6 separate regions of the Homo sapiens genome follow, and regions 1, 2, 3, 5 and 6 are each linked to region 4. Evidence: chromatin contacts called from ENCODE Hi-C or POLR2A ChIA-PET data. All regions are on one chromosome and are shown on one strand. The core of a region is the stretch at or near the end of the contact, and the rest is flanking DNA. Distances in the headings are between cores, read along the strand shown.

Region 1 (4,426 bases), core at 1,383-3,882, 6.0 Mb after region 4:
TATTTCTGTTATGCTAGAATTTAATTTCTCTGCAAACTCAGAAAAATTTGTTATGGTGCTCTAACCAACTATCTTTCTATCTGACTTTATCACCTCTCAATCCTTTAACCAATTAAACTTGCTTGACTTTATCAAGACCTTCCATTCCCTTTAGCCTTCTCCATTCTTCTAAACTATCAGTCTCCCTCCAGAAATTACTATCATGCTCACTTCGGCAACATATATACTAAAATTGGAACAGAAGTTACTTTCTTTCTTACTAAGATTACCCGTGGATCAGTATTTCAACAAAATTGACCAGTACCCTCAACTTCCTTTCCCCTTAACCTTTCAAAGCATTCGATGTGCCAATCTCTAACTACGGAGAATTCCAAAATACACCTGCTCTGTTCTTGTTCTTGGCCTGCTACTACAGCTGAATAAAACTGCAGGACAAGCATTGATTTACAATTTCCCAGTTCAGCTAAGTTCTTGACACTACTCAGAAAAGTCTCTTGCTTGCATTTTAATTCCTGTCCCCTCAAGGTTGCTGTTTCAAACTTCTAGTAACCTTCTTTTTTATTTATTTTTATAGAGACAAGGTCTTGCTACATTGACCAGGTTGATCTCGAACTGACTTCAAGCGATCCTCCTGCCTCGGCCTCCCACCCAAAGTGCTAGGATTACAGGCATGAGTCACCACACCCGGCCATCATAAACCTCTTTAACTTGCTGTTCCATGCTGATTTCCTCACACTAGTTCAATAACCTTGTCTCCCAGTTCACTCAATTGCTATATCCTCAACTTTTTTTTTCTTTGCCTGTCCTCATTTTCTTCGTCCTATTTCAGGTGGGGATTTAGTCATCAGTCCTCTTCAGGACCTTGCCACCATAATTCTCTCTTCTCACATGTAAAACTTCATGTGAGAAAATCCCTAGTCTTCTCTCCAAATCTCATGGATATATAAATGCTTCCCAAACAACAAAAGTTCTCTCCACCTTTCCATATAGCTACCCTCTCTATCCCTTTGTTTTTCAAACTACTTACAAATGTAGTGTATGTATCGCTTACCTTCAGTTACCTCTAATTCAGGGTTTCTCAGAAATTAACAAATACCTCCTTGGGGGAAAACTGCCAACTACCCCACCCTGACCTTGTCACGGTTTGCTGCTCTAATTTTTATGTTCCAACCCACTTCTATCTGTCTTCCTCCTCCCTTCCGTCCACTGCACTGAAACTGTTCTCAGTAACTTTACCAAACTGCCATTTGTCAGGTCTAGTCCAACTGTATCCCTTTAGTCCAAATCCTAATGAATTCTCTAAGACAAAGGACAAATTTTCCACTCCCCTTGCCCCACTTAAAATTATCACCTCCTAATAAGCAAATTACCAACTCCTCCTGGTTGTCCTCAGACCTTTCCACTACTTACTCTCAAATTTCCTTTCTGATTCTTCTTTCTCTGACCAGCTCTTAGAGTCCTGTCTTCATTCTACATGTCTTTGTCCTCTCTGTGTATGGTTTCACTTACACTTAAGACTTAATTATAACATATAAAATGACTGTCAAATCTATTTTCAACCCCTAACCTCTTTCTTGAGAACTCTAGAAACAAATTTTCAGCTAGATACTGAACTCTCTACAGGCATCAGAAATGCAACTTATCCCAAATTAAACTCATTTCTCCAGAGGAAGGAGAGATATATTTCACTTCAATATCCTTCAGTCCTTCATTTAATGACACCTCCATCTATCCAGTCACTCAAGTCAGAAAAACATAATGCTCCACAAGGCATCTTTAACTGGAAACACACACTCCATCCTAAAATCTTTCAACCAAATCTGGGCAAATGTAACTTCTAAATGTCTCTAAAATCTGTTCTGGAATGCCATTTTTCCTTCCTCCTGATAAACTCCTATTCATCTGTTAACAACCCAATGGACACCCCATCTGAGATCCCCTCACCTGGTGGTTAAAACTGACTTCAAAAAGTTCCAGCCAGTTGTGGTGGCTCATATCTGTAATCCCAGCATTTTGGGAGGCTGAGATGGGTTGATCACCTGCAGTCAGGAGATTGAGACCAGCCTGGCCAACATGGTGAAACCCCATCTCTACTAAAAAAAATACAAAAATTAGCAGGGTGTGGTGATGAGCGCCTGTAGTCCCAGCTACTAGGGAGGCTAAGGCAGGATAATCGCTTGAACCCAGAAAGCATAGGATCCAGTGAGCCAAGATTGTGCTGCTATACTCCAGACTGAGCAATAGAGTGAGGCTCTGTCTCAGAAAAAAAAAAAAAAAAGTAGTTTCTAGTTTGGTGGAGGATATAAGTATAAAATAATTACCTAAGTACAAAAATAAAGGTACATGAAATTGTTGTAGGATCATGGCACAAGGAATCAGAGCCTGTATTCTACATATATTCATTAGATGTATATGTGCCAGGAACTGTTCTGGGCTTTAAGAGATAAAGAAAATAAAGTTTCTGCTCTACATTCCAACTGAGAGAGAAAAATGCTGAGGAAGAAATAAGTAATATGAGAAATGGTGACAACTGCAATGGAGAACAATAAGCAGAGTGAGAAGGAAAGGAAGAGGGAAAGGCAGGGCTGTTTTTCTGAAGTGGTCAGGGAAGGCCTCTCTAACAGGTGACATGTGCACAGCTATCTGAAGGAAGTGAGGTTAGAGGCCACATCACTTCCTTCCCAGTAATTAGTTTAGTGAGTGGCTCACAGGACTGACTCAACAGATGTTTGCTAAAGGAACAAATAAACAAAAATTATATTTCTGATTTAATGTGCTTGGCATTTACATGTAAATATTTCTATTCTGTTTTTATAGCAAAGATGAAAAATTATCTGTTAAACATCAAAAACAGGGACTGTAACTATTATAATTAAATCTTTACTACATGGATTTATGAATCACGTACTTTCAATGTAGGCTAACTAGCTGGAGAGCAATCAGGAAAGAAAATGGGACTACTCAACTAGGGGGTGTCTATGATTAAGGTCTTAAGTTATGGAGCAGCTGAAAAAAAAACACAGCTCAACTTCTATGAAATCAACTTGGCCAGGTGTGGTGGCTCATACCTGTAATCCTAGCACTTTGGGAGGCAGAGCCAGGAGCCTAGTACAAGACCAGCCTAGGCAACATGGCAAAACCTTGTCGCTACAAAAAATACAAAAATCAGTCAAGCACAGTGGTGCAAGCCTGTGGTCCCAGCTATTCCAGAGGCTGAGGTGGAGGCTGCAGTGAGCTGAGATTGTACCACTGCACTCCAGCCTGGGAGACAGAATGAGACCCTGTATTTAAGGGGGAAAAAAATGGCTCAGCATGGTAGCTTGGTCTTGTAATCCTAGCACTTTGGGAGGCCAAGGTGGGAGGATCACTTGAGCTCAGGAGTTCAAGATCAGCCTGAGCAACATAGTGAGAACTTGTCTCTAAAAAAATTTTAATAATAAAAAGAAACCATTATACAATGATTTGATCATTATACAATGCATATATGCATTAAAATATCACACTGCATCTCATAAATATGTATAACTGTCAATTATAAATTTAAAAATTAATTTAGAAAAAAAAGCTCAAAATTACCTAATTACAGAGTTACCTCTAGAGTAACATTTCTATAAAGAAGTTCCTTCCAGAGGAGAAATTAATATTCTGCAGAACATTAATACTCCGCCATGCACTTTTCTTCTTTTTCACCTGTATCGTCCTATCTATTCAGTGTCTCCAATTAGTTCTCTGCAATCCTAAATTTCATGTTAAGTGTTTTAGAACCCTTGAAGAGATTTTTTAAATTTCATTTATTTTCTTGGCTGCCAAATTAACTTCATGCACTGTTTTTCAAACTCTTAAAACCTACTCCTAGAAATGGAACTTCTGACAATGCTACTTGAATCCAGTTGAATTCCTTGCATTTTAGATCACTATAAACAAGGTTTCCCAGGACTTGAAGTAAAATATTTTTTTTAACCTTTCATCTAACTTGACCACCTTACTTTACCAGTTTATTTTACAAAGAGGAAGTTCAAGTTGTTATGTAAATCCAAGATTACCATGTTTTTGTTATTACTGTTCTAGCTTATACACATAGCAGCTATGGGAAACTGATTTCTAAATCAAAAGAGTGTCACTGGCACTTTGTGTTAGAGAGGTTGATGGGAAAAGACAAAAGAAAAGTAGGAGGGCAGTCAGAAATCTGCTTTTCTTCTTCAACAGCAGAGGTTAGATACTAACATAGTAAATTTTGCAGCTTTGAGAGCAGTCATTTTAGAAGCTTGTGCCAATTCAAGATGGTGGTCATCATTAGAAATACCCCAGTGCACCTCCCTTTATTCAACACATTTACTCAGCAAACATCTGAGCTCCTACTATATGTACCAGGTACTTACTAGGCACTGAAAACTCAGCAATAAAAGACAATTTCTATCCTTAATGA
Region 2 (4,530 bases), core at 2,001-4,500, 6.2 Mb after region 4:
TTGATTGGTCTGGCTTGGATGACACATCTACCCTTGGACCAGTCATTGTGGCCAAGTATACGTGTACCACAAGGATCAGCCTAGGTGTATGAGAAATTGCTAAGAACTGAATGTTTATGTCTCCCCCAAATTCACACATTAAAATCCTCACCCCCAATATGATGCTATAAGGAGGGGGAGCCTCAGAGAGGTAATTAAGTCATGGGATTCTTTCCCTTATAAAAGAGTCCCCAGAATGCTTGTCTTTCTGGATACAAGAAGCTGGCCACATGCAACCCGGAAGCCCTCACCAGAACCCAGCCATGCCAGCACCTTAATCTTGGACTTCCAGCCTCCAGAACTGTGAGAAATAAATTTTTATTGTTTATAAGTCAACCAGTCTATGGCACTTTGTTACAGCAGCCCAAACGGACTAAAATACCTACCCTTCCATCAAGTGCTGTGACCAAGGGGCCATGTGGATCTCCTATGAGAGCAGTGGAGTGAATGGAATACCACCGTTGGGGCAACTGAGGAAATTGCTGGAACCAGGGAGCCACCCCCCAATTTGTGTCTCCCACAACATCAGTTGATAATATTATTGGTCAATGCTTTCTTTCCACAGTAGTTGGACCTCTTCTTCTTGTGAGGTTAAAGCACAACTTTGTCTTATTTTATTGCAAGTGAAGGCATTCCTTTGTGACTGTGTGGTTGGGAAATGCTCTGAGATCAACTGGATTGGGGTTATACGCTTGGAGCTCTGTATAACTATTCCCGGCTATACTGTTTGAGTGGGACCAAACAGAATGACCTGCCACCTCTGACCAACGACCGCATCCTCCACAAAACTTAGGGGGTGGGAATTGATTTTGGGAAATAACAATTTACCCATTATATGGAAATCAAGCAGAGCATTTCTAGAGCATACTGATTTTTAACTAACCAGAAAGTGGACTCTACCATGCTATCATCAGAGATGCCACATCTGACATCTGAACCATATACTTTAGAGACAAAGAAAAAATACAACATGGCTCTTTAAAAATCCAAGTTTTCAAGATAATAGAGACAGATGACAATGATGAATGATGGTCATTTTAAACATGTTCCCACAACAATAAAATGCTCTAATTCAGTTAGAGAACAGCCAACAATGTTGCGGGAAGTATTCCGAGTTGAACAATAATGCTGCTTTTGTGGATTTCTTTATTTTACAGATATGGGTATCTGTGGACTCTCATCTACTGGTATTGGGGGATTTAGGGCATTGGTGGAAAATGGATTGGAAAAGAACTCAGAAATTTTATAGAACTCACACATTTTATTTATGAAGAAAGTGGTAGATATGTGGAGACTGCTAGCTGGTGACAGTTTAAAAATCAATTTAAAAAAACTTAAGCTATTCCATCAATGGGCAGAATTCCACAGTTCTCCTAATTTACTGATGCAGCCTCTCCCTTTTGAAAAGTGGCCTACTTATTTGATACCATTTCCCACACTGTTGGATTGGGAGAACTTAAGTAACTTTGCCCCTACAGAATTTCCTCCCAAATGTAAATTCTTGAGAAAACCTAAGCCAATACTGAGCAGATGTGAGAAACGGAACATTGCCCTGGTCTTGATTCCCAGTGTCTTAGCTCTGGGTGTGTAGCTTACGCACTGTTCCATGTCTAGGCTCAAAGAGGCAGAGAAACTAACAAGCCAGGAACTCGGAAGCTCTGTGGGTGATATTTTACCCTTAGGTAACTTAGAACTTTTGCATCTGAATTTTTCCTATCAACTTTTGCAGCTCCATAAAGTTATCCTCTTATTAACAGAAAGGCAACACCTCAGATCCTTCTAGAATCTTGAGTGGAAACAGAGGGAGAAGGAATGTGTGGAATAATTTTGTGAAAGGATAACTTGCTGAAAAATATGATCTTTTTGATATACAGCTCTTTATTCTTTTAAATATTCTCATCAAAGTGATTCACTGAATGAAAAAAATTCATTGAATAAAAAACATTCTACAAACCAAATCAACAAATCTATATAATATTGTTTGCAAGCCAGTTAGTTTGGAAATTTTAGTTCCTACATTTTGTACATGTTTATATTTAGAATTAAAAAATAAATAACCTGGGTAAGTACTGTTTACAAAGACTTGGGCCGAACATTTTATATAAATAAAAATCTATGCATAAAGCTTGTACCTAAAAAGGAAGAGCTCTGTTTCCCAGGCATGACCCTACGAAAGGAGACTATTTTGTGGTAACTTGTCGCTAACAGGTGTTTGCAATTAGATTTTGAAATTTGTGGGTCTGAATATGGAACCTGAAACTGTCAAAGTACAAAGCAAGTACAACTCAGAATCATATTATAGCATCGGAAATGTGTCTAGTTTTCTCGAATTTTTCAGAATCATATGCTTCAGACATCATTACAAATCTAACAGAAAATTGTGTCTTGGTTCCTATATGTATGTGTATCACAAGCCACAATTATAATTCCTCTGTTTCTCACATGGCCAGATCATGCTCTTGTTTCTTGTTTTTTGAATGGCAGAGCAGGGTAACATCAAGTCAATAAGAAAAAAGGAACTTGCAACTATGTAAGAAAGAAACTAAGTGGGTGTTTCTTTGTTGGCAGAATGTCAGCAATTAAGGGTGAAGGAACCCAGCAGGCCTGAGAGAGTGTAATAAAAATAGAAATTATAGATGGAAAGTCTCATTTAAAGAGAAATGACCACCACCACCTCACTTACTAACATACCCTAAAATGTTTTTTATTTTAAAGGCTGAAACAGGAATGTAATCCCAGCACTTTGGGAGGCCAAAGCGAGAGAATTGCTTGAGTCCAGCAGTGTGAAACCAGCCTGGGCAACATAGCAAGACTCTGTCTCTACAGAAAGTTAAAAAAAAAATTGGCCAGGCATAGTGGTACATGTCTGTAGTCCCAGCTACTCAGGAGGCTGAGGCGAAAGGATCGCTTGAGCCTGGTAGGAGGAGGCTGCAGTGAGCTGTGATTTCGCCACTGCACTCCATCCTGGGTGACAAAGAAAGACCCAGTCTCAAATAAGTAAGTAAATAGATAAATAGAGGCTGAAACAAAGCGACTTCATTTCTAATCTTTCACATGATTTTATACTAGTCATGCAGAGAATCTCTTACTGTTGTGTTGGCTCACTCTGCATTTGCAGTGAATTTCTCTTCCAGAACATGCATGAACAGCCAACTCCCCAACCACAGATGGTCTAAATGCACGGTGACTGCCACAGGTATCCACCCACAAGGGCCAAAGCCCCTTGCTGCAATTCCTGCACCCTTTATCTAAGGCGTGGTTGGTTGTTAGGAGGTGGTGGAGAACAGAGTGAAGGGGTGTGTCCTGGTGACGATCCCTGCACAGCTGCAGTGGTTACTGGCAGTGAAAACTGCTGCAGCAAAGGGAGGGAAAGAAGGAAACTGATGGCTCATAGCAATCAATGGATTACTCATCAAAGCTGCCTCATTGCTGGATGGAGGAGGGAGGTGATTATCCAGGATTTTTTTTTTTTCTCCTTAATCTTCCAACTGCTCTTTTGCAAAGCAGCAATCCACATTCTAGTTAGGCATTAATCTCTGCCTGGTTAGTTTGGCCAACTCATAGAGCTGTGGACGGATGCCAATGACTCACTATTACAGGGCCCCACTTTATTTTTATCTGCTCCAGGGCCACAGACTGTAACCTTCAGTACAGTTGATCATCTTGAAAAGGTGCATGTCATTGGAACCTTGAGCAGGAATGAATTCTAGGAAATGTGTAGTTCAGGCCTTTTGCAAAGGAAAGACCCAGTCAACTTCTGTCCAAGATCTGGTGGTTTGGTGGAGTACATCAGAACCAAGACTAGAATCTCCTCCTCATAAATTCCATTGCAGTGCAAACTGTCTTAGGAAAGGCGATTTTTCTAGGTGCTCCAGAGAAAGTTGACTTTTATATTTTTCTTCAAACTTAGAGCAAAGAGAATGACAAATTCAGAGAACTGTCTTTTCTCATCACCCAGTGACAAGGTAACAAGAAGGAAAGTAAAATGGACTCTAACAAGATTACAGTTAGATTTCCTTCTTCCTCATTGCCTTGATACTCTGACATAATTATTGGTTTGGATATTTATTCATTTATTCTTTTGTCAAATATCTGCTGATTTTAAGAAGGTCGTGAAAGACTGAGTTAGATTATTTGGCTCAAGTTTTCTCCTGTGAATTTAATAAGAAAATATAGGGGCCAGATGCAGTGGCTCATGCCTGTAATCCCAGCACTTTGGGAGGCCAAGGCGGGTGGATCACCTGAGGTCACGAGTTCGAGACTAGCCTGGCCAACATAGTGAAACCCCATCTCTACTAAAGATACAAAAAATTAGCTGGGTGTGGTGGCAGGCACCTGTAATCCCAGCTATTCAGGAGGCTGAGACAGGAGAATCACTTGAACCTGGGAGGCAGAGGTTGCAGTGAGCTGAGATCGTGCCTGAGATCGTGAGCGCTCCAGCCTGGGTGACAGGAGTGAAACTGCATCTCAAGAAAAAAAGTAAGAAAAAAG
Region 3 (4,346 bases), core at 1,601-4,100, 5.3 Mb before region 4:
TATCTTTTGCTTTATCACACAGAAGAATGAAACGCCCGATACAAACTTGTCAGAAAAGGGCATTAATGTAAATGCATTGGACAAAATTCTTCACGATGCTAAATCCTTATTTTAGAAAAACACGTTTTCCCTCTGAGCCCAAAGAATATACAACACAAGGATGGGCGTGGTGGCTCATGCCTACAATCTCGGCACTTTGGGAGGCCAACGCGGGTGGATCACCTGAAGTCAGGACACAAGCCTGGCCAACATGGCGAAACCCCGTCTCTACTAAAAATACAAAAATTAGCTGGGCGTGGTGGTGCGCACCTGTAATCCCAGCTACTTGGGAGGCTGAGGCAAGAGAATCGCTTGAACCTGGGAGGCGGAGGTTGCAGTGAGCCGAGATCGAGCCACTGCACTCCAGCCTGGGCGAGAGTGAGACTCCGTCTCAAATAAAAAATAAAAAAATACACAATGCAATCCAAAACTAATAGGAGTCCTCTCTAAAGGGCACAACTTAAAAACTACAGTGGCAGTTTAACACAGTAAGGTCTGTGTTCTTCAGGCGAAAGCCTGGAAAGTTCTCTGATGTTTTCACGCAGTGCTATTTCCTAGAAAGCAAAACATCCAGCCCAACAAACTAGTACACACATCATTGACAAAATATGCTACTCCTCATTAACATTTCATTGCAGAACCGAAACAATAAATTAAGCCATACTAAATCAGCAGCATTTCGGCCCTGTGTACCACCGTTAGGTTTCTGGAACAAGCACTCCTACGTTTTTTAGCCTTTGGGGCTAAAGGAAAAAACAACATGTGTTCCTCGAGTTTACAAACCTCCAGACTGATACTTTATTGGGACTAGAATTACAAACACCCCAAGTTTTAAGGTCGGTTTCCCCTATAAAATTTATGATTAAGAACATAATTCCCATTTATAGAGTTTTCCATCCCTTGGGACGCACATCGCTCATATAAATCTCACGAAGCCCGAGTTTGGGCAGTAATCCAAACCGTCTTCACAAAAACACGGTTTGGGATGAGCAATGATTTCGGTGGGAAACGTAACAACTGAGCAGGAGTCAGCCTTCGAACACGATTCCAAGAAGTCTCCCTGCCCAAAAAGAGCAGGCGCTGGCCGCAAGTGACAAGAGACGAGAATTTTGAAGCCATCTTAGAGTTATGGGAAAGTTTGAATACCACTTTGACTTGGAAGGCGTTTTCAACAAAAACAACAAAGTCCTTTCCTCAAAAAACACCTCGCATTTAACACAGCCTCACCCCTACCAGGAAAAAAAAAAGAAAAAGAAAAAATCCAACTCACGAGGCATCCAGTTATTTTCCTACCTCCTATCTATTCCTCTCCTGGCTCCCAAAAAGGTGGGGAGGGGAATTGTGTGGCTATCACTTCCTTTTAAATTACTATCTTCTCAAGAGTTTTAAGGGTGGAAAAAAGTTTAAAACACCTTGTATCAGGAAGGCGCTCAGATTTAAAATTCCAAATGGTACTAAGGACACAAATCAGCCTCACATCCTAATGAAAAAAGTACTAGATTCTTACATTTTTGGAGGGCATGGGAAGGGGGAGGGGGTTCTGGGGGAAATGTGCAGTGATTAGGGAACCAGGGGGATCCATTTGCATTAATAAGGGACGGTGCCCGGCGACCCCGCAGCCACATGTTTACGCCTTTAAAACAATGGCATGAATATTTAAAGCAACGTTTAGCCCTTTCCTTCCCGGGCACATTTCCATGGTTTGGTTTTTTTTTTTCTTCCAACGAGCGTGGGGAGCCGGGGAGCCGGTCAGCGGGGTGGGCCCGGCGCGCTGCCCCGCCAACCCCGGACCTACCTCCCCGCCGGCCCCGCACAATGGGGCGCGCTCTCCAGGACGCCCGCGTCGGAGGCGGCCGGGGAGGGGAGCAAGGAACCCGGGGACACCTTCGGGCTCAGGCTCAGGCTCAGGCCCTCGCCGCCGCCTCGGAAGGCCCAGCAGGCCCGGGCTGCGGGCCGGCGGCGGGGCGGAGGCGGCAGCTCGGGGCCCCGGCCGGGCCATCCCTGTTCGGGCCGGCGGGAGGCGGCGGGAGCCGGCGGGCACCGCGCGTGCGGCCCAGGAGCCGGGGAGGACGCCGGGACGCACCCGCCCCGGGTCGACAGGGCCCGCGCGGAGAAAAGGGGAGGCGGGGAGGCCCCGGAGGCACCCCGCGACCCCAGGCCGGCCGCTCCCGCCGCGCGCACGGGCCGCCGCCGCCGCCGCGCAAAAATGTCGGCGGGCGAAAAAATTAACCCCTGCGTGGCCGCCGCCGCCCTCCCCTCCGCTCCTCCCCGCCCTCCCTCCCTCCTTCCCCGGCCCCGCGCGGCGGCGGCGGCGGCGCGGGCGGCGCTTCTTTTTTAAAGCGGCCCCACCAAGCCCGGCGCTGCCCCTCTCCAGGCAGGGCTGGCGGGGCCGGCGGCGCGCGGCTCCCCGGCGGTCCCGGGCGGCCCGGAGGGGGATTTGCAACGGCCGCCGCGGGCCTGCGGACCCAGATTCCCCTTTAAGCCTGCGCCTCCCCCCCGCGCCGGGCCCGCCGCTTACCGGCTCGCTTTGCGCCCTCCGCCTCCTCCCGAAAACGGGCCGCGGGCCGCTCCCACAATGCACCGGGCGCGGCCGGGCTCCCTTAAGCGTCGCCTGAATAAAAATGCCGCGCCCGGCGGCGGCGGCGGCGGCGGGGGCCCGGGCCCGCGCCTGGGCGCCGCGGGGGCTCGCCTGCCTCGGCGCGGCCCTGCGGGAGCCGGGCCGCCGCGCTCCCGCCGGCTGGGCGCGCGGGGGTCCTTTAAGGCCGGCCACCTCCCTTTAAGAGGCGGCCCTGGCTGCTGGGTGGCGGCGTGCGGCCCGGGAAGGGGGCGGGGGCGCCGTGCAGCCCCGAGCGCGGCAATGATTGGTCTCGGGGGAGGGGTGGGGGGTTGCAAACCCGAGGAGCGGTGGCATCCGTTGCATGATGCAAAAAAGGATTGATTTCAAAAGTTGCGAGTTGCATTGGCAGCCGCCCTTGGCGCCCGGGCCACCTTTTTCCCGGGCCCCGCTGCAAGGGCCGGGAACGTTTCCGCCACCTGGCCGGGCTCGACCGCGCGGCGCTCTGCGGGGCGCTGTCCCCGCTCCCCGAGTGCGCAGCGGAGCGTCCTGGAAGACAATGACCATGGGAACAATTTGCACAGGAGGCTAGGAGCCCAGGAAAAGCCGCCTGGGCGCCAGGCAGAGGTTTTTTGAAAACACAAACGGCGCGTTAGATGCTTGGGGACTCCCAGCATCTGTCCTTCCTATTGTTTAGCTCGGCTCCGGAGTTCACGGGAGCCTCGTGAAATGTGGAGACGTCCTGCAAAGTTTCTTGAACACTTCATGTGCGTGGTAGGAAGTCGAGGAAAAAGGTTTACGGTTCCCCGCTGGTTGCATTGTTTGTCCTGCACATGTTCGAGCGAACATGGCAGCCGCAACCCTGGATGTGTTCGAATTGACATCGAGGGGGGAGCTTCACGTCGTGAAATAACTTTTTTCTGGGCTTTCGAGATTCTAAAGCATTGCTGATGAAAATAAACCAAATACTTTCAGATATCGTTTAGGGCTTCTCTCTAAAACAGCAGTGTGCAGGAATGCCGATCGAACTTTTCTAGGCAGTAGGTCAGCATTTTCCAAATGTTATTTGGGAGCAGAAATGTTTTGGGTCACTGGACCGTGCTTTACGTGGCACGGCAGGTTGGCACGCTACGCAGATGCCCTTTTCGTTAACATTTCCGCTTGCCAGTTGCTCCGGGTTTTAATCCTGGGCTGGATGCAGAAGTGATGCCACCTCGAAGACAGGCTGCTCCTGTCTTTGTGTACTTTCTTCATACCCTGTAGTAAGTTTGCAAAGAACGTGTTAGTCTGCATTCTTTTATTTTATATTTATTTATTTATTTATTTTGAGACGGAGTCCCACTCTGTCGCCAGGCTGGAGTGCAGTGGCGCGATCTCGGCTCACTGCAACCTCCGCCTCCTGGGTTCAGGTGATTCTCCTGCCTCAGCCTCCCCAGTAGCTGGGATTACAGGCGCCTGCCACTGGAGGATGGCTTCTCCCAGAGGGGAAGACAGGGTCACGGTTCTCATTAAGAGGGTATTGTACTAGTCAAGCCCGGAGATGTACTTGAACTGAAAGCAAGGGGAATGCAGCCCAGGGAAGGGATTTGGTGTGATTTAGCACGTAGGAAGGAGAGGAAGAAGGATAAGATGACCCCCAGGTTTCCAGTTTGCGGGGGTGGGGGGTGGGGGAGGGAATGAGGAGCGATGCTAATAATTTATCTAAGAACTGCTGAAAGGCAAACAAGTTTCGGGGTGAGTTCAGCTTTGGAAA
Region 4 (3,968 bases), core at 321-2,820:
CTCAGCCTCCCAAAGTGCTGGGATTACAAGCATGAGCCCCAGCGCCCAGCCAAATGTCTGCATCTTCATACAAAAATGCTTTGTTCTTTTCAGAAATGGTTTCTTAGAAATCCGAAAGCCAGAAAAAAAAAAAAAAAGCAGAATGTGGTTTACATCCATGTCTAACAATTGAAGAAGCTGTTACGGAATCTAAAGTTTGTTTTGTGATAATGAAGCTAGGACTAAAAATGTCCTTTTAAGCCATTACTTACACAAACACAAAATTATTCACATTTATGGTCCAACTGATAGTCATGAAAGTTAAGTTTGCATAGGGTCAGTACATTCTTTTTCCTCTACATAGGAGGTTGAAACTTGCCTTTAATGTTGTAACGTTGGAGCATATTATCCTGCATCTAAGTCTTAAAGGGTCTTTAAACCATAGCACTGGGAGGACGTAAGTCATACATTCTCCTTGTACAGGTTAACTCAAGAGTTTGGCATGTTAAAAGGCCACGTTGCCAAGGTTAAAATCCAACCATCTGACTGAAGTCAGAGTCTAAAAAAATTTTAAGCTTGCTCCTCCGTCAACTGGTTTCAAGGACATTCAGTTTCGTTTCATGCCAGGCTGTGAAGCTTTTCTTTTCAATGCTAGAACCTAACCATGGAAAGTGGAATTGAAAACAATTACACAGCGAATTGGCTTATGCGTGGACTTCGATCTGGGATCCACGAACATACCTAATGCTTGGCAAAATGGAGAGGGGTGCTATGTGTTATTATTATGTGTTATTATTAATCACATAACTGAACTCTGTGGCTCCAGGCCTTCCATGGCTCGTCTCCCAATCAATTCTTTTCAGAACTAAGAATCACGACAGGGGCCGGGCGCGGTGGCTGAGCCTGCAATCCCACCACTTTGGGAAGTCGAGGCAGGAAGATCGCTTGAGCCCAGGAAATTGAGTCCCCCTGGGCAACACAGCCCGACCTCGTCTGCAATCGATCAATCAATCAATGAGTACATAAATGCATAAGCCAATGAATGAATACGTGAATGAATAGATTAATAAATGAATGAAGAAGAATCACGGCAGAACTCCTAACCCCTAGCACGCCTGCCTAGGGGAACAGGAATAAGTCAGGAAAGAAACACTCTTCACTTCTGTGAGTTTTCTAAGAGCAGCAAACGGCGGCTGCTCACTTAGAGAACCTATGGTCTTTCCTGGTTTTAGAGGTCAGGGAAGCAGCTGCTAGCAGCAGAGACTCAAATCAAAGGGGAGTCCCACAAACGTTTTGAAGGCTGACATCAGAAGGAGCACGCACCAAGGGAAATTTCCCACCCCCCCGCGATACCGCAAATTCCCAGCCGCTGGCCGTTTGGGACTCTCCTACCGGAAGTGAAACCGAAGAAAACGCCACGTCGAAGGCGTGGGTTGCCGTAAGTGCGCCGTCGTCACGCGCCTAGCTTCCGGCGATGGGTGGTCCTGGGATCCGGAGGGGAGGCGGGGTGGAGGCGGGGCTTGGGGCTGTGGAGAGGCTGTGGTAGGTAGGTGGGTACAGACCGAGGGGACTACGGGTCGGCGTTGGGCTCAGTGGGCTCGAAACAAAGGGCTGTCCGGTGGGGATTCGTCGCGGCGCCTTCTGAGTGGTCGGGTCGAGGCTTCTCGGCCTAGCAGTGCCCTCGCTGCGCGATCTCAGGCGGGTTCTCCTCGGCTCCGCGCAGCCCGCGCCGCGGTGGGGGACCCGGCGCAGCGGCACCTGCTGCCGAGGGACCCCGCGGCCCGCCCCGGTGCTCGTGATGGGGCTGATCTTCGCCAAACTGTGGAGCCTCTTCTGTAACCAAGGTGAGAAGAATGGAGCTGCGCGGCGGCTCGAATCCGAGGCAGAGGGTCCCGCCGCCGATGGGGACACCGGAGACAGGGGACAGAGCGTTCGGAGACGCGGAGGAGGAAGGGACTTAGGCCAGGGGGCGGGCAGAAACTCAGTGTTTTAGACCTGGAGGACGTACAGGAGAGACCTGACGTGTGGGAGAAATAGGGAGGCAGAAGAGAAGGTATTTGGCGTCCCAGAATCCAAACTGAGAATGTTTGGATATTGGCGAAGTAAAGCGGGATACAGCTAATGATGCCAGGAGGCGTATGGAGGGCCTTTCTCGTCTTTATTGAAGCGTGCTTGTGTCTATGTGTATCCCCAGGATAAGTGTCCGCCCAGAAACCTAGAACTTTTTTTTTTTTGAGTAATGTAGGTGCTTTGTTTTCCCGCCCTGCAGTTTGAGCCGTAAGCCAGTGCACTTTCACTCTGATTTCGCCTCCTTTCCTCTAGGACTTGGGAATGAGTTGTCCTATTCAGATGCACGAGTTTTCCAGCATCTTCATTGTAAACTTTTTTTTTTAAAGCATTTAGTTCAGAAACTAAATGCTTTTCGGTTTTGTGTAAGACGTTACGTGTCCGTAATTAGTCTGTAACAGGTAATGAGACACCTGGAAGTGGCAGGTCCAAAGGGCCGAGAAGTTGCAAAACCTGTTCTGAATCAGAATGAGATGTGATGTCTTCTGAAGAGAGAAAACACCCAGACCAAAAAAGGGGCCGACGATAAGTTAAAGTTTGAGGCGTCCTTTGAACAGAATGGTTTCTTAGTAATTGAAACCAGTTTTGAAAATCAACTCGTTTCATTTTACATTTAAGAGCCGGGCATCGTTAATAAGCCAGTTTTATTTCCTTTTATGTTGGTACCAATTTGTTACTGCTAATGTAGGTATCTAATCTTTTTCTGGATTTAAGAAGTTGTGGAGGTAATGGAATGGCTTTAGTTGACTTGTTCTGTAGATTGATAAGAACACTAAAGCAGTCTTTTTCAAGGTTATAAATATAGATACAGGCACACACATGTGTATATATATGTATATGCCTGTATCCAGTAACCACAGATAATATTACTTATCAAATGATTTCAAAGTGAGCAGAGCTTCACACTTTGTGGGTATTATCCATACATTTAAAATATTATTTTTATTTATTTATTTTTTGAGGCAGAGTCTTTCTCTGTCGCCCAGGCTTCAGTGCAGTGGCGCAATCTCAGCTCACTGCAACCTCTGCATCCTGGGTTCAAGCGATTCTTGTTCCTCAGCCTCCCGAGTAACTGGTATTTACAGGCACCCGCCACCACGCCCGGCCTATTTTTGTATCTTTAGTAGAGACAGGGTTTCGCCATGTTGGGCAGGCTGGTCTCGACCTTCTGACTTCAGGTGATCTACCCACCTCGGCCTCCCAAAGTGCTGGAATTACAGGTGTGAGCCACCGCGCCCAGCGGTAAAACAGCATTTTAAGACATGCTTAAAGGTATAAAGATTAATACAAAAATCACCAGTTTTCTCTTTCCCCTGAGCTGGAGAATCGAAACGTTACCGAAGTAGTTGGTTTTCCCTTTATATCCTTTCCCGTTTTCCTTTCTCCCTTTTCTGTTACATGGCTGCTGTCTTGTCTTTTTTCGTTGGAGGTGTCCTTACTCAGACTAGAGGTAATAAAAGATGTAAGGGGAAAATGTAGATGGTGATGAAAGACATCCAGTGGCTACTTTTATACTCGCATAATTGTTCAGGCCTCCTGAATCTCCATTTCTACTTAGAATTTTTCTCTTCCTCTAACTTTCCTGTTGGAAAATTTAGAACCAGTGATTATTCTGTTATTTTATTCTTATTCATTCATACAGCCATAGGCCAGTCTTCAGAGTTTAGCATAGGAGATACAAAATTAAAGAATAAAGATACCTTACTTCTTGGCAAAGTATTCAAACATCAATAAACGAGACAAACATGAAAAAAAATGCAGTGTGGTAAATTATTTAACAGATATGTGTAAAAATATAACGTTGGCTGCAGCACAAGGTATACTTGGACGTAATGTAATGATGAGTAGGAATTTGGGTGGCATGCTAGACAGACCGAATAGAAGGGACGTGTTATTCTAGGCAGAAGAGCTAATATGCAAAA
Region 5 (4,465 bases), core at 1,962-4,461, 5.6 Mb before region 4:
AGATCAGGCTTTCTCAAAAGACAAGAAGAAAGGCTGTACTTCTAAGAGCTGTTGCCAGGAGTCCAGCCAACGCTCCTGAAGGTAGGAAGCCCAAAGGGACTCGTTGCTAACTCCAAACAGAGGAGATTGGGGTGGAAAGGGAACACAAGGAACATCAAACCCAGATTAGGATCTCACTAAAAACCTTCCCACACTGCTCTACATTTACCCACCACAAAACCACATCAACAAATCAGCTAAGAGCATGCTATTATTTCAGTTTTTTCGCTGCATTTAGATTCCATCTACCCATGGAAGTGTGCAGGAAGATGGAGTCACCAAACGGGATGATCCAGGCTAAGAAACAGAACCGGCTCTAACACAAGCAACAGCAACAAACACCATGAGCCAGGCGTTCTTCTAGGTGTTGAAGACGTATTTCCTCTTTAATCTTCTCAGCATCCTTAGGTGAGGGCTGTGGGTCCAGAGGCCTTATCTAAAATTTTTGGGTGGCTGGGCACCGTGGCTCACACATGTAATCCCAGCACTTTGGAAGGCCGAGGCAGGTGGATCACCCGAGGTCAGGAGTTCAATACCAGGCTGGTCAACATGGCGAAACCTCATCAATACGAAAAATGCAAAAATTAGCTTGGTGTGGTGGCACACGCCTGTAATCCCAGCCACTTGGGAGGCTGAGGCAGGAGAATCACTCAAACCCAGGAGGTGGAGATTGCAGTGAGCTGAGATTATGCCACTGCACTCCAGCCTGGGCAACAGAGTGAGACTCCACCTCAAAAAATAAAATAAAACCTTTGGGGCAAGCTCTGCTTTAGAGTCCAGAATTCTGGGGATTTTCAAAAGGCTATTCAATAAATGGGATTTATATCACATAACACCCTGACACTGTCTGACGCAGTTCTCCTATCAACTATTCGATTTTCCTTCACAAAACAAATTTAAAAATCACATCAAGGGATCTAAATAAAGACTGTAAATAGCTTTCCATCAGTTGGGTCTGGTCAGAAAAGAGGTTTGGTCCTTAGAACTTTCTGGATTTGGGAGTGTACTATACTCCCCATTTTACAGATAAAGGGAATGAGGAAGGGTAAGATGAAGTAACTTGGTCAAGGTCCTACAGCTAAGAAGTGGTTGTCGGGGGAGTGTGTGTGCATGTGTGTGTGCAGTGCTTCAGGGCACCCCCCACCCCGACCCCACCACTGAGAGCAAGGAATCAGGAGAAAACAACTTTGACTGCTTTCTGTACCAGAAACTCACCTCGAGCCTCCCACACCAAAGCCATGGGCAGCTTGTGGGTGACCTTCTTCTCTTGGCTCTGAGTTTCACTGATGCTCATTTTAATTCACTTTCATAGTGTTGTTTTGTTCTCGTTTTTGTTTTTGCTTGAGACAAAGTCTCCCTCTCACCCAAGCTGGAGTGCAGTGCTGCAATCACAGCTCATTGCAGCCTCTCCCTCCTGGGCTCAAGCGATCCTCCTGCCTTGACCTCCCAAAGTGCTGGGATTACAGGTGTGAGCCACCGTGCCCCACCTATAGGGTTTTAAACAGTAAAAGGAGCCTAGTGAAGTACGACTTACCGCAGGCACCCCTTACAGGCCCCGGGGGGACCCTTTTCTGCCGATCCCAGGGTACAGCTGTGACACCGTCTTTTCTGCCTGGATTATCCCAGTAGATAAACAAAAATTAGAGATCGTCATTCCATTTCTCTCTGTATATATTTTTCCAAGCCCTTTTCATGAATGATCAGTTATTTCCTGCACTGATTTTTTTTTTTTTTTTTTTTTTTTGAGACGGAGTCTCACTCTGTCACCCAGGCTGGAGTGCAGTGGCATGATCTCGGCTCGCTGCAAGCTCTGCCTCCCGGGTTCAAGCGATTCTTCTGCCTTAGCCTCCCGAGTAGCTGGGACTACAGGAGAGTACCATCATGCCCGGCTAATTTTTGTATTTTTAGTAGAGACAGGCTTTCACCATATTGGCCAGGCTGGTCTCGAACTCCGGACCTTGCGATCTGCCTGCCTTGGCCTCCCAAAGTGCTGGGATTACAGGCGTGAGCCACCGCGCCTGGCCCTCCTGCACTGATATAAAAAGAATTTTTTTAAATTCTCTATTTCTCCCCACTCCCACCCCCAGGCTCACTCCTTATAAAGCAGCCTCTAGCCTCATCTGCCCCTCCTACACCACACCAACTCGAGGGCCCGGAATTGGGTCTGGGGCAGTCGCTGACTTGCTTGCTTCTCTGCCCTGCTCTTGGGGTTAGCCTCAGGGGCAGGGTTGAGAGTCAGGCTTGGCCAGGCAGCAGGAGGTCCAGACAGCGAAGCAGAATCCTTCGGAGATACCAGGAGAGGGCGCATCTGCCTTTTTCCTGTTTCAGATTAGGTTTTGTTGTTGTTGTTTTGTTTTTTTTCTCTCCCTCTCTCCCTCCCTCCCTCTCTCCCTCCCTCTCTCCCTCTCTCCGTCCCTCCCTCTCTCTCTCTCTCCCCCTCCCTCCTTCCCTCCCTCCCATCCCTGCAGCGCTACCCGGGTACTCTGGATGCACATAGGGCGGCTCTCGCTCCTACCTTGTCATCCTGCTGTCTAATCCGGGGGCAGCTTCCCTCCTCCACACCAGCAGAGGCTATTCTTCAGCAACAAGAATAGCCGAGCCTATTCGTCCGCAACAAGAGCCCAAGAAGCATCCTGCAGGCTTTCTGCTTTTTGAGTGTATTTTAAAGCAAAAACGAGTGGAAAGCTATGTATGCTCAGTTAACTATGTCTAGATGTTAACCTTTTTTCAAAAAACACAGATGGAGGCCTCCCTCCGAGGATGCCTGGCATTCTCCTCTTTCTGTGGGCGGCAGCGACCCCCTGCGGCTCCAGCCTCCACTACGGGATCTGCGGGAAGACACGGGGAAGACGAACTCCGCACACTGCATTTGATTAATGATTTATTTTGATTAACGCCGTCACAGTGACGCCTTAGAGCAGTCCCTGTTCACCCGGGTCCCAGCCTCGACCCCGCACGGACAGCGAGGGTGGGTAGCTGGGGGCGGACGCAGGAAAGAGGAGGGGCGGGGCCTTGGTCGGGTGGGGTATGGAATGGGCAGGGTGGGGGGGATGGGCGGGGTATGGGATGGGCGGGGCCCGGGAAATTCCCCGGCGCGGGCAGGGAGCGGCTGGCTGTCAGCTGAGCCGCGCTGGGCGGGGTCGCCAGGCCGCGCATCAGCCCTAGGCACCCCAGTCCCGGCTGCCCCCTCCGCCACCGCCGCCGCCCGCCGGCAGGTTCCCTGGTCAGCGTCCCATCCCGGTCGGGAGTTCTCTCCAGGCGGCACGATGCCGAGGAAACAGTGACCCTGAGCGAAGCCAAGCCGGGCGGCAGGTGAGCCAGGGCAGGGGGCTGCAGCGGTGGGCGAGGGGGCGGCGGCTCCTTCCCGGCGGGCGCTTCCGCGGCCTGAAAACGGTACCCGCCGCCCTGCCCCGCGGCCCGGAGCCTGTCGGGGTGAGGGTGGCGAGGGGTGGGGCGGCCCTCCCGCGAGACGGCTGCCCTGGGAGGATCCCCAAGCCTCGGCGGGTCCTGACCTGGTGGGAGAGGGTGGGTAGTGAACACAGGGTGGGCCCAAGAAGGGTCCAGGGCCGGCCTCTTGGCCGCAGGTAACCCCTCTACAAGTCACCCAGAGACTTGGAGGTGACGTCCTCCCGCAGGCTGGGAAGGATTCCGCAGCCAGTTCCTCGCCATAAGGAGGTGGTTACAGACACGCCTGTGGGAGACATGGGACCACTACCCGAGCTGAATGAGGTGCCCAGGGTCGGTGGGAATCCACATAGACTGCTGTGTCTAGGAGAGTGTGTACACTCTATATAGAGAGAATATTTGATGAGGCCGAGAACCCCAAAGGAATTGTTTTTGCCATCGAAATGCATAAGCTACAGGAAGTAAACATCGCTCAAAGAAAATGAAACCCAGGTTCCGACCTGGCCTCCACCAGCAGGAAAACTGTTGTATGGAAATGTACACCAAGGAACTGTTTGTAAGGATGAAATGGAAAATGAAAGCATAGAAAAGTAAGGCAATGTGAGGACCTCAGAAGCCTTTGGATCTGGTTAGCAAGGTGCAGGCTGTGTGAACAGAAGAACCCACCTTGCTCTTTTGACCCAGGGAGAGAAGAGTTAGTGGTGCCAGGCTGCCTCCCAGGACAGGCCCAGTTTTGGGGCGGGGGCTGGAGAAGTCCCAGGGCAGACCCCAAGGCCAGGGATTGCCCTGGAGTGGACAAGGCAAGTTTAAATGTGACCTGTAGACAGAGGACGATCATTGATTTAAGTCCTGGCATAATTCATCTGTTTTTCCACTGGGCCAATTTTAGGCGTTCTTTATATATTACGTACAACACAATAAAAGTAACAGCTTCTTTTTTTATAAACTAACCTTTAGGTTGCATATTATGCTAGGAATATAACTAACCTAACCTCCACCCCCCCACCCCCCCACCCACCCC
Region 6 (4,278 bases), core at 1,507-4,006, 5.1 Mb before region 4:
CATATACAATGTCTAAAATAGACATGCTAGAAAATTTATAAATAGTCTAAATAATAATTAAACAGAAAAAGACTGATACCTGAATTTTCCCCCCATATTATGAGATTTGTACCAAATTGTGGTAAAAAGCAGAAAATAAGAATCCCCAATTGTTCTACTGTCCAGATAAAAACTTGATATTTTGGTATGTTTCCTTCCAATCAATGTTTTATTACGTCTATATGTTTTTGTTAAGAAGCATATGTCTATGTTTTTGTTAAAAAGCAGAGACTATATGCTATAAAGTTTCATTATGCTACTTTTGGACCGAACATTGTATCATGAGCATTCCCATACCATTGAATTTTTAAAAACATGGTTTTTAATGATGCCATGTTATTTGGTTGTGTGTATAAACTATATTTTATTTAACTATTCCTCCATTTAGAACACTTGGGTTGTTTCCAATTTTTCATTTTTATCTCTCATTTATTTATTTTTGTTTTAGAGACAGTGTCTTACTCTGCCACTCAGGCTGGAGTGCAGTGGTGCGATCAATGCTCACTGCAGCCTTGAACTCCTGGGTTCAAGTGATCTTCCTGCCTTGGCTTCCCAAAGTGCTGGGATTACAAGTGTGAGCCTCTGTACCCAGTCCCAATATTTCACTTTTTAAATAATGATTGTGATGAAATGGGATGCATGTTTTTTTAAATGAATATGGTCTCTCTTAGGGTCACGGCGATTTGTTCTTTTAAGTGTTTCTTTTCTTTTCTTTTTTTTTTTTTTTTTTTTTTTTGAGACAGAGTCTTGCCCTGTCACCCAGGCTGGAGTGCAGTGGCGCGATCTTGGCTCACTGCAACCTCCGCCTCCCGGGTTAAAGCGATTCTCCTGCCTCAGCCTCCTGAATAGCTGGGACTACAGGTGTGTGCCACCAAGCCCGGCTATTTTTGTAGTAGAGACAGGGTTTCACCATGTTGGCCAGGCTGGTCTCAAACTCCTGACCTCAGCTGATCCGCCTGCCTTGGCCTCCCAAAGTGCTCGGATTGTAGGCGTGAGCCACTGTGCCCGGCCTCTTTTAAGTATTTCTAAAAGCTCCTGGATATCTTTTTTCCTTCCTTTTGAATGGAAAAGCTTGCTTGTCAGTTGCTTGTTCAAGTATTTCTCTCTATCACTCTTTGATCTCAGGCCTTAATCAGGATTCAGTGCACATGTTTACATAAACGTAGAAATCAATGAAAGTCTAAAATGTAAGGGGAGGCTGTTAACTGTAGCTAGTAACTTCTCTGGTTTACACTGACAGTTTCCCAGGTAGCCAGCCGTTGTGTTCTCTGTAAACTTCCATTGCTGTTACTGTCATCTGTCTTAACCCTTCAGGTTTTTTTTGTGTCTAACAATCCCTAATCCCTAAATCAGGAAAATGCTAATAAATTATTATTTGCTCATTGATTAGTGAGGGAAACCCATATTCATGCAAGAGTGTTGCCATATTTAGTTCAAGGACATTTTCCTGTGTTGGCTTATTTCTGGCAAAAGTCAGGTATATTTTATTTTATTTTGTTTTGTTTTTGAGACAAAGTCTTGCTCTATCACCCAGGCTGGACTGCAGTGGCATGATCCCGGCTCACTGCAACCTCCATCTCCCGGATTCAAGCAATTCTCCTGTCTCAGCCTCCTGAGTAGCTAGGACTATAGGCACCTGCCACCACGCCTGGCTAATTTTTGTATTTTTAGTAGAGACGGGATTTCACCATGCTGGCCAGGCTGGTCTTGAACTCCTGACCTCAGGTGATCTGTCCACCTCGGCCTCCCAAAGTTCTGGGATTACAGGGGTGAGCCACCCCGTCTGGCCTCAGATATCTTTTAGATGAAGTATCACCCCCCACAAAAGACTTTCTAAATTGAAATAATTCAATTGTTCATTTTTTTGTTTTGTAAAGCATTTTACCCATTATCAGCTGACTCAACAAAATGATATTTCTTACCTTTTTTGAGTAAGAAAAACGAAATGTCAAATATTGTTCAATTATGATTTCACAAAAACAATTTTTAAACGTGCTTCAATGACATGAAAAAAATAAGTCCACTGTAAACAAATGTTAGGGACTTAAAAAATCTCTGACATAATTTTTCTCTTCAATTTAACTTTTTTTCCCTTGGGTTGGATTTAAAAAAAAAAAAGGAATTTCTGATTACATCTCCAATCATGTCACTGAAAAATCTTGATTGCTGAACACATGACCAAAAAATGATTAGTTAGCTTGAGGTAAATGTTCAATTATCACCAAGATTGGTAAGCAATCTAAAACAGAGGGAGTGAAGATAAATTGACTTCCAAACTGCTTTAAATGGTTGTAGTCGTTTAAGTTCACAGGAAATTTAACAGGCTAGTAATGAACAGACAGCCCTTTCACTCTATTGTTACAAGTTAGTATTATTGTTTAGATTTTTCTCATCCTTTTGCAAATTTTGCAAGCAAGTAACTTCAGAAACCCTAATGTAAATTTCCAGTTAATAAAGATCTTGATTTAACTGGCATTATTGAGGTGTTCTTCGAGAGGCTTTTGGAACTCAACTAGCAGGTGCAGAGAGTACTACAAAGACCCGGGTTTCCGTCCACGTTCACGTAAACCTCCCTACGAGGGGAAACTACAGGCGCGCTGCCGGAGGGCGCCGCCAGTGGGCACTCACGCACAGCTGCTTTGGCCACCACAGGCGCCCCGGGCCACTCTCTTCCCTCATCTCTCTCATCCCAGCTTCCGCCGGAAGCGGCTCCTGTCAGTTGTTCTCAGGTGTTTGGGCTTGTTGTTCCGTATACTCAGTGGGTTCGCGGCCGCCGGCCCAGTGAGGCTGGGTTCGAGGAGCTGGAGCGGGAAACTGGAGCTTAAATTCTGGCGGCGAGATGGACATTCTGAAATCAGAGATCCTTCGGAAGCGGCAGCTGGTGGAGGACAGGAACCTGCTGGTGGTGAGGACCCTGCGGTCGTGGGGGTCGGGATGTAAGAGTGAGAGTATGTGTGTCGGGGTTTTGGGGTGAGGGTGACGATACTCAGAGGATTCGGGGCGGGGACGGGGCTTAGCGAGTGTCCTGCCACTACCCCTGGTAGGCCCCCTTAGATCCAACCCTTGGCGTCTCACTGTTGAGGCTGGAGAATAGGGTCTGAGAGCAGGGAACTTGAGTACAATTCGTGCTGACTTCCCAAAGCTGGATCAAAAGGAAAACACCTGGGTCTGGGGGCGGGAACCTGAGGCCAATTAACGCCCACGTCCAAAAGCCAAACCAAAAGAAAAATCCTCATCTTCCCACCACCGAGTAGCAAAGGCTTCAGGCTGCGGCTCTCCCCGCATCCCTGCCTTTCCACCACCTCTCAGATGGGAAGGGAACGTGCCCTGCATTGGCCGTGGGCCAATCACGGGCCATCCCTTCATCTGCATAGGGCGCCAGTTCACCTCAGTCTTTAGCCACAGACCGAACCCTTCATCCAGATACGGGGTAGCTGATAGGGACCTCAGAAGGAGTACCTAAAACCCGGAAAACTTTGTAACCGGGGCCTCGAGCCGCTTGCTCGGGCCCACTCACACCCTGTGGAGTGCTTTCTCGCGTTCATAAGTCCCTACTTTTGCTGCTTCATTCCTGTGTTTTGTTACTTTTTTTGTGCGTTTTGTCCAATTCTTTGTTCAAAACGCCAAGGACCCGGGCAACTTACACTCACGGCCTTCTTTCCGGTAACCACTTGGGAGCCTTAGGGATGCAGGTGTGGGAATTGCAGGAAAACCCGAGGCTTTGTTTGTTTTCCCCCGACTGACCCTGTTTCCCTCCAGTTTACCTAACTGCCCCCTATCCCCGCTCCTACCTGTTGGCATTCTGCGGACGTGCCCCAGTGCTCCTGAGAGTTCCCTTCTGTCGCCTTACGAAGGGTTTGTGCCCAACTGAAACATGGAGGAAGGGCCGCCGGGCGCGGTGGCTCACACCTGTAATCCCCACACTTTGGTGGGCAGATCACCTGAGGTCAGGAGTTCGAGACCAGCCTGGCAAACATGGTGAAACCCCGTCTCTACTAAAAACACCAAAATTAGCTGGGCGTGGTGGTGCGCGCCTGTAATCCCAGCTACTCAGGAGGCTGAGGCCAGAGAATCACTTGAACCCGGGAGGCGGAGGTTGCCGTGAGCCGACATCGCACCACTGCACTCCTGCCTGGGCGACAGAGTGAGACACCGTCTCAAAAAAAAAAAAAAATTCCTTCTAGCCAGGTGTGGTGGTGCGCGCGTCTAGTCCCGGCTGCTTGGGAGACCAAGGCGGGA

What was found. A loop is a pair of places that touch in the nucleus more often than their neighbours do. ChIA-PET counts read pairs that join two places held with the same protein, here RNA polymerase II (POLR2A). Pooled maps may share reads with other maps.
Region 1: a pooled map shows a loop between it and region 4 (3-fold over the local background). The contact joins the enhancer-like site here to the promoter of ARL5B in region 4. A Hi-C loop is called at or near these places in 2 of 50 pooled maps.
Region 2: a loop to region 4 is called in a pooled map, with 6 times the contacts of the local background. The contact joins the enhancer-like site here to the promoter of ARL5B in region 4. A Hi-C loop is called at or near these places in 2 of 50 pooled maps.
Region 3: a map of CD4-positive, alpha-beta memory T cell shows a loop between it and region 4 (13-fold over the local background). The contact joins the promoter of SEPHS1 here to the promoter of ARL5B in region 4. A Hi-C loop is called at or near these places in 2 of 168 maps with a recorded cell type or tissue (CD4-positive, alpha-beta memory T cell and naive thymus-derived CD4-positive, alpha-beta T cell) and 10 of 50 pooled maps.
Region 5: a pooled map shows a loop between it and region 4 (8-fold over the local background). The contact joins the promoter of OPTN here to the promoter of ARL5B in region 4. A Hi-C loop is called at or near these places in 8 of 50 pooled maps.
Region 6: a map of CD4-positive, alpha-beta memory T cell shows a loop between it and region 4 (15-fold over the local background). The contact joins the promoter of PRPF18 here to the promoter of ARL5B in region 4. A Hi-C loop is called at or near these places in 1 of 168 maps with a recorded cell type or tissue (CD4-positive, alpha-beta memory T cell) and 7 of 50 pooled maps. POLR2A ChIA-PET finds 5 or more read pairs at or near these places in 1 of 52 experiments (activated T-cell).

What each region holds. Positions count from the first base shown.
Region 1 is chr10:24,643,324-24,647,749 of GRCh38, forward strand. The region is part of intron 4 of ARHGAP21 (Rho GTPase activating protein 21); the gene reads right to left. Among named protein-coding and RNA genes, the nearest start is that of ARHGAP21, 78 kb to the right of the region's middle. RefSeq lists a silencer at 2,591-2,680. Within about 2 kb of position 2,633, at least 3 of the 41 ENCODE cell types and tissues checked have a DNase peak (open chromatin) inside an H3K27ac peak, as active enhancers do.
Region 2 is chr10:24,898,699-24,903,228 of GRCh38, forward strand. The region is part of intron 3 of PRTFDC1 (phosphoribosyl transferase domain containing 1); the gene reads right to left. Among named protein-coding and RNA genes, the nearest start is that of PRTFDC1, 52 kb to the right of the region's middle. Within about 2 kb of position 3,251, at least 20 of the 41 ENCODE cell types and tissues checked have a DNase peak (open chromatin) inside an H3K27ac peak, as active enhancers do.
Region 3 is chr10:13,345,443-13,349,788 of GRCh38, forward strand. It overlaps SEPHS1 (selenophosphate synthetase 1), which reads right to left and starts at 2,851. Exons shown (of 9, transcript NM_012247.5): 1 at 2,558-2,851. RefSeq lists silencers at 1,787-2,616, 2,747-2,966 and enhancers at 3,036-3,826, 3,827-4,346.
Region 4 is chr10:18,657,861-18,661,828 of GRCh38, forward strand. ARL5B (ARF like GTPase 5B) reads left to right here and starts at 1,571. Exons shown (of 6, transcript NM_178815.5): 1 at 1,571-1,823. The coding sequence starts at 1,778. It also overlaps a transcript of NSUN6 not described here. RefSeq lists enhancers at 400-519, 1,220-1,349 and a silencer at 1,660-1,739.
Region 5 is chr10:13,096,952-13,101,416 of GRCh38, forward strand. OPTN (optineurin) reads left to right here and starts at 3,212. Exons shown (of 15, transcript NM_001008212.2): 1 at 3,212-3,351. It also overlaps a transcript of CCDC3 not described here. RefSeq lists silencers at 2,488-2,547, 3,018-3,587 and an enhancer at 3,868-3,997.
Region 6 is chr10:13,584,209-13,588,486 of GRCh38, forward strand. It overlaps PRPF18 (pre-mRNA processing factor 18), which reads left to right and starts at 2,757. Exons shown (of 10, transcript NM_003675.4): 1 at 2,757-2,944. The coding sequence starts at 2,879. RefSeq lists enhancers at 2,712-3,051, 3,227-3,822.